Linked DNA regions of Homo sapiens: region 1 is linked to region 2. A link is a contact called in ENCODE Hi-C or POLR2A ChIA-PET data. All regions are on one chromosome and are shown on one strand. Each heading gives the region's core, a stretch centred on a gene start or an enhancer-like site at or near the end of the contact. The rest is flanking DNA. Distances are from core to core; before and after follow the strand shown.

The links. A loop is a pair of places that touch in the nucleus more often than their neighbours do. ChIA-PET counts read pairs that join two places held with the same protein, here RNA polymerase II (POLR2A). Pooled maps may share reads with other maps.
Region 1: a map of Right ventricle myocardium inferior shows a loop between it and region 2 (2.4-fold over the local background). The contact joins two enhancer-like sites. A Hi-C loop is called at or near these places in 9 of 168 maps with a recorded cell type or tissue (CD8-positive, alpha-beta T cell, Right ventricle myocardium inferior, Right ventricle myocardium superior and 4 more) and 4 of 50 pooled maps. POLR2A ChIA-PET finds 5 or more read pairs at or near these places in 2 of 52 experiments (activated T-cell and activated naive CD4-positive, alpha-beta T cell).

The regions. Positions count from the first base shown.
Region 1 is chr2:54,437,064-54,439,996 of GRCh38, forward strand. The region is part of intron 3 of LOC102724072 (a long non-coding RNA gene); the gene reads left to right. Among named protein-coding and RNA genes, the nearest start is that of SPTBN1, 18 kb to the right of the region's middle. Within about 2 kb of position 1,413, at least 7 of the 41 ENCODE cell types and tissues checked have a DNase peak (open chromatin) inside an H3K27ac peak, as active enhancers do; they include heart right ventricle, where a contact is called at or near this core.
Region 2 is chr2:54,358,845-54,361,893 of GRCh38, forward strand. CIMIP6 (ciliary microtubule inner protein 6) reads left to right here. Exons shown (of 5, transcript NM_001100396.2): 4 at 115-230; 5 at 1,359-2,737. The coding sequence ends at 1,718. Among named protein-coding and RNA genes, the nearest start is that of CIMIP6, 29 kb to the left of the region's middle. Within about 2 kb of position 1,452, at least 13 of the 41 ENCODE cell types and tissues checked have a DNase peak (open chromatin) inside an H3K27ac peak, as active enhancers do; they include heart right ventricle, where a contact is called at or near this core.

The sequences.
Region 1 (2,933 bases), core at 163-2,662, 78 kb after region 2:
TGTTTTGTGTTGGCAATGTTGCAATACTTATTAAAATTGAACCCCACATTTTACTTCTACTGTAGAAGTAATTATAGTAGTAACCTATAGAAAACATTCCCCTAAGTACACAAAGACAAATGTACATGAATGATGTACATAGTTCCTAACAGCTAAACACTGGAAACAAACCTCTGAAAAGAATTTGGTAGATCTATATGTACTTACACAGAAAGGGTTCCAAGATACAGCAACATGTAAAAAGAGCAAGTTATAAAAATGATTTAGAAAATGATTCAATTTTTGTTATATGCAGAGGAAAAAAAATCTAGTGTCATATAGACTAAAATATAAATACTAGCTATTTCTGGGGGTTGGCATTTTGGAGTACCTTCCATTTCTATCTCATGTTATTTCTGTAATATTTGATCATATACTAAGGGTAAAAGAAAAACAATTTAAAAAATAACAGTATGAACATCACTTACATAGCTTTCTTGCCAACCCCCAGAAATAGCTAGATTAGATTCAGGATCATGTTAAATCTGAAGCTAAACATGAGGAAACAACAATCAGATAAATCCAGATTGTGTGAGATGCTGCAAGATAACTAACCTGGACTCCTAAAATGTGTCAATGTCATGAAAAATGAAAAGAGTCATGGAGACTGTTCTAGATTACAAACAACTAAAGAGACCTGACAATGAAACACAATATGTGATATCTGACTGGATTCTAAATTTAGACACACATGAAAAAACATTATAAAGGACCTTCATGGAACACAACTGCATGGGTGACTCTACATGACAGAATAGTATTTCTAGGATCATATTTTGGGAAATGCTGGGATAGAAAATGTCCCTTTAACTGAAGCTTATTGTGACCCTTCATGCTAGATGTTCCTATATTTTTTTTTCTTATTTAATCCTGGTAATTTACAGAAGAAGATGATGATTTTCTATCAAACTTAAACTCTAATTATTACTCTGATTGTTGAGAGATGCCAATATATTCATTTCTAGAATATCTTACCTGGTTTATAGATTTTTCAATTAGTGCTTAGATACCAACTGTAATTTATTATCAAGTTGGGGAATTTCTGAGCTGTAGGGGATCTTAGAGGAATTGTGGGATCAACCCTTATCATTTTACAGATGAGCAAAGGAACTCCGATGGGCTATGTGACTTACAGATATTTAATTAGGAGAACCGGCTTTGGAAACCTAGCCTCCAAATTCAGTAGTCTTACCATAAAACTATTATGATTTACTTACCCTTGCTGAATGCCAGCAGTGGACAAGGCATCATAACGGCCTGCCCTAAGGCACCCTTCTGCCGGAAAGAGGCTCAACACTTGAGGAGGAATTGCATGACAATCTTCAGGGAGCAAGAGCATCCAACTCCCCGCACTTCTAATCATGCAGGCAGTCTGCCGAGTCCACGTTGCACTAAGGCATGCCCTTTGCCTGACTTGTTTGTTACATAAGAAAGCACTAGGAGTTCGAGCCAATACTCTTTTTTCTTTAAAAAAAAAAAAAAAAGACAAAAGACAAAGCAAACTGACTGCTTATGGAAGATGGATCACAAAAGAGTCCTAAGTCCTTTCCTTATCCTCCTAATAAACGTTTCCCTCACAACATATTTCCAGTAGGCCTCAATCCATCTGGTAGAATGATGGGGGAGATTAAATCATTTGTTCTTTATAAAATGTGTGTAACACTTTCTCAACTACACTAAGACTCCAGATTTATACAACCCTCATTTTATATCTCCCTCTGAGAATAACCTCCTGATTTACAGGATTTAAAGAAGTCAAAAGCCCTTCTCCCTAAAGCAATTTTCTTCACTGGCTTATACCCATTCTTTTTTTAGATGGAGTCTCTCTCTGTTGCCCAGGCTGGAGTGCAGTGGTGTGATCTCAGCTCACTGCAACTTCTGCCTCCCAGGCTCAAGCAATTCTCCCTAATTTTTGTATTTTTAGTAAAGACCGGATTTCACTATGTTGGTCAGGCTGGTCTTGAACTCCTGACCTCAGGTAATTGGTCTGCTTCGGCCTCCCAAAACGCTGTGATTACAGGCATAAGCCACCATGCCTGTCCTTATACCCACTCTTTAGGAGGCCAATGGAATGCCCCCCAATGATGATAGTAAAAGGGTGACTTCCCTTGTTGAGGGGGTAGGACAGGCACAGGGCTCTTGAGAGCACAGAGAGCCACAAAGGTGACCAAGACCAAGGTTTGTAGAGGTAAGTCCAAGTCTAAATAGCTGGAAAAGCACATGCAACCTCAAATCTGGAGACTACCAAGATTGTGGTCGTGAATCGAGGGTTTGGAATTGAATGGAAATGGGTTGGCTGCACAGACAGGTCAGGGCCAGGCAAGACTGTCTTGGAAAATAGCCCCAGATTCTAGCTGGCATGTGTCGTTTGCCATGTGTGGTTGGCAGGGTCTTGTGTCTCGAATTGGCTGATGTGGCCAGGATCAGGTGGGACCAGAAGAGCCACTGCACGATCAGTGAACTACTGTTGAGATCTCCAGGGCCTGAGTTAGGGTCTGGAGTGAAAACTGGATCCCCACATTCAGGGGGTCAGCAGGGTGTGAGGTCAAAGGTAAACCCATTGTTGGTCTAATAATCAAATTTGACAAATCAAAAGAGGAGTAAGAATCCAAGCATGAAGCCACGGAGAGCAGGCAGCCCAGGCAGCCAACCTTAGAAGTGTGTAGTGCAGGGCTGGGGTGGAGAGGGGTTGGGAGGATGCCAGGCCCAAAGAGTAGATGGTACAGCCACTTTTCATCGTGTTCCTGCTGTTCCGAATGGGGACGTATCTGTGTCATTAAAATACCACTGGACATTTGTTTACTCTGTTTCTTTGCAATTAACTGAGAGTATGAAGTAGAAAGGAGAAGTTTGCTTATGGGGAGAGTATGTTTGTGTTGACAGGAAGTCCTATG
Region 2 (3,049 bases), core at 202-2,701:
CTTGCATACTTCAAGAATTTAGTTTTGTTACCATATTTTATATTATTAATACTGATTATATGTCCATAAACAAATCTAATTTTTTGTCCTGACTTCACAAAATCTTTTTTTTAGTACCACTTGCCTCTCCTGGTACATCAGCAGAACTTCAAAACAATTTTATAGAATACATCTCTTTTATACATCAATATGATGCCAGAAAAACTCCGAATGAGCCTCTCCAGGGAAAGGTGAGGCAGTATTTAGAATTATTTAATACTTTAAGACAGAGTAGATTTGTAGAACTTTAAGCTTTTTCAAGTCATAATTATCTTTCTGTCTATTTAAACAAACTACTTCAGTTATTAATAGGATAGAATGTTAGCCACATACCATAGTAAAATGTAAGGAATAATACTATCCTGGTATGGTGGTGCCACCTGTAGTCCCAGCTACTCAGGTGGGTGAGGTGGGAGAGTTGCTTGAGCCCAGGAGTTCGAGGCTGCAGTGAGCCGTAATTGCACCACTGCATTCCAGCCTGGGTGACACAATGAAACCTCATCTCAATCAATCAATCCAAACATAATAATTTGAATCAGTCTTTGGAATTTGGTCTACTTAAATTATTGAAATAATTTGTGTAAAATAATATCAAAGCATGCTGGGCACAGTGACTTGACGCCTGTAGTCCCAGCTACTCTGGAAGCTGAGGTAGGAGGATCACTTGAGTTTGAGGCCAGCCTGGGCAACATAGCAAGTCTCATTTCTAATAACAATAATAATAATAATAATAATAATAATAGTAATAATATCAAAGCAGTTTGACAAATGTTTTGATATGCTTAATACATGTGTGTGGCAGGGAGATGCATGTAAGGTTTATAAAGCCAAATAGAAATGTAATTGTCAATTATTGGATTTTTTTCCAACTATAGATGTTTGCTTTCATATTTTATTATTACTTAGCTTTTCATCAGCGTTAATAGGCATTTGGGATGCAATCATAAATTCTTAGGTCTATGAACTGTAGTTTTTGTTGTATCCATAGCAATCTTTAGAGCAAGAAATGAAATTTGATGTGAATAGTCTTAAACAGTCCAAATGATAAAAAAGTTGAGAATGGGAGATGAGCTGCTACTTCTTTGACATTCTGCCTTTTTCCTTCCTGTTCATTTTCTGATGCACCCTATTTTATAATTTAAAAGGTTCACCCATATATGGTGGTGTCTAGTTTGGGACTGAGGTGACACCAATGAAGAGGCAGAGAAGTGCCTGCATCACTGACTAGGACTTGAGCTAACGCACAAATTCAGTTCACAGCTGCATCTTCCAGCAATCTGCGTTCTCCTGGTTAATGTCGACTTTGTTTTCTTTTCCAGAGACACGGAGCTTTTGTACAGAGAGAGATAAAACCAGGCAGTAGGCCAACAGTTCCTAAAGGAGCAGAGGTATTACTGAACACTCCAGGGTCACGTTCATCAGAACAGTCCAAAAAAACAGAGAAAGGAAACTCAGCGGAAAGCAGAATGATCTCACCAGGTCTCTGCCAACAAAATTCTCAGGAGCTGTTAGAGCCTAAAACTCACTTATCAGAAACAGACGTCAGACAGGCAGCCAAGGCATGCCCCAGCACTCCTGAGAGCAGAGAAAAGACCTCAGGCGCCACTCAAACAACTGTAGGAGATGCTCTTTTCACTAGGCACAAGCCTTTAAATCCACCAATTAAAAAATCAGAATAAATTACCTTCTTCAGATAAAAATCTAATCCCTGGAATATAGGGAAATTTCACAATCATCATCTTGGCCCTCACATTTACTTTTCTGTTATCAGTAACTTCAGAACATACAATTTATGTAAATGGAAAAAGAGAAAAAAGACAATTAAAATACAACCAAATGTTATTAATAAGAGTGGTCTCCAATAAGTGGAGTGAGACATTATTTCTATGTCACATTCTTTATGAACACAACTTTGTTTTGCACAACACATGATCGTAATTAACAAATATAATACTTTTAGAAGAGAGGCCCTGTTAGACATGAGTGGACAGCTTTGGAATCAAACAAACTAGAGTTGGAATGTTGGCTTCACTTCATTCCTTGAGCTGTGTGACCTTGGGTAAGTAACTTAACCTCTCTAGACTTCAGTTTTCTCAACTGTAAAATTAGGAAAATAGCAACTTCGTAAGATTATTGAGGATGTGATTATGCACATTGATCAGTAAGTGGTCAATGTAATCATATCATCACTGCTACTATAATTCAATTTTCAATTTAAGGATAATGTTCTCTTATATATTTAATTTTTCCTCATTATTCTAAAACTTAGAACTCCTCCATATATAATTAAAAGTGTGAAAATCTAAAAATACTTCTGCCAGTACAAGATGCACAGACACATACACACTTAATTCAAAGACATATGGGTACTTAGAATATTGAAGTATTTTCTAAATTGTTTTCTATTTTACTCAGATCATTTCTAGCACCAACTCAACCTTTGCTTTTTGGATGAGTTTGGTAAGGATTAATTCTACTTCCAATTTGGTGTGTTTGGTGTGCCAAAATGTATCTATTATAAGATATGTTATATTGCATACAAGTGGAAGTAGGTGGAGTATTCCTCTGTTATAAAGAGTATTTACAAATTTCCATTGGGAAATATCAGCTGCTCACTATTATCTGCAGTATTGATAAGACTACAGCTATATCTTTATCCATTTATTCTCCATTAAAGAAATTGTGATAAACTGCAAAATAATGAATGTCATTATATTTTTTTGTGTTGGGGACTTCTAGTTCTTGCCACATATATATCTCCAATGTATATCTTGGAGATCTTTCCTTGTCAACATATGTAGGCAACCTTGTTATTTTAATAGCTCCATAGTCTTCAACACCATAGGTATACTACTATAAAATTGGAAAAATTAGAATGCAAGTTTTGGTATGAAGACAGGGAAGGGAGAGGTTGTTAGCATGTTTGGAAAAAGGTCTTAAAGCCTAGGGACTTGAATTTTTATCCTCATTGGAACAGGGATGGAAACTTATGTCCTCCAAAGTAGAAAGA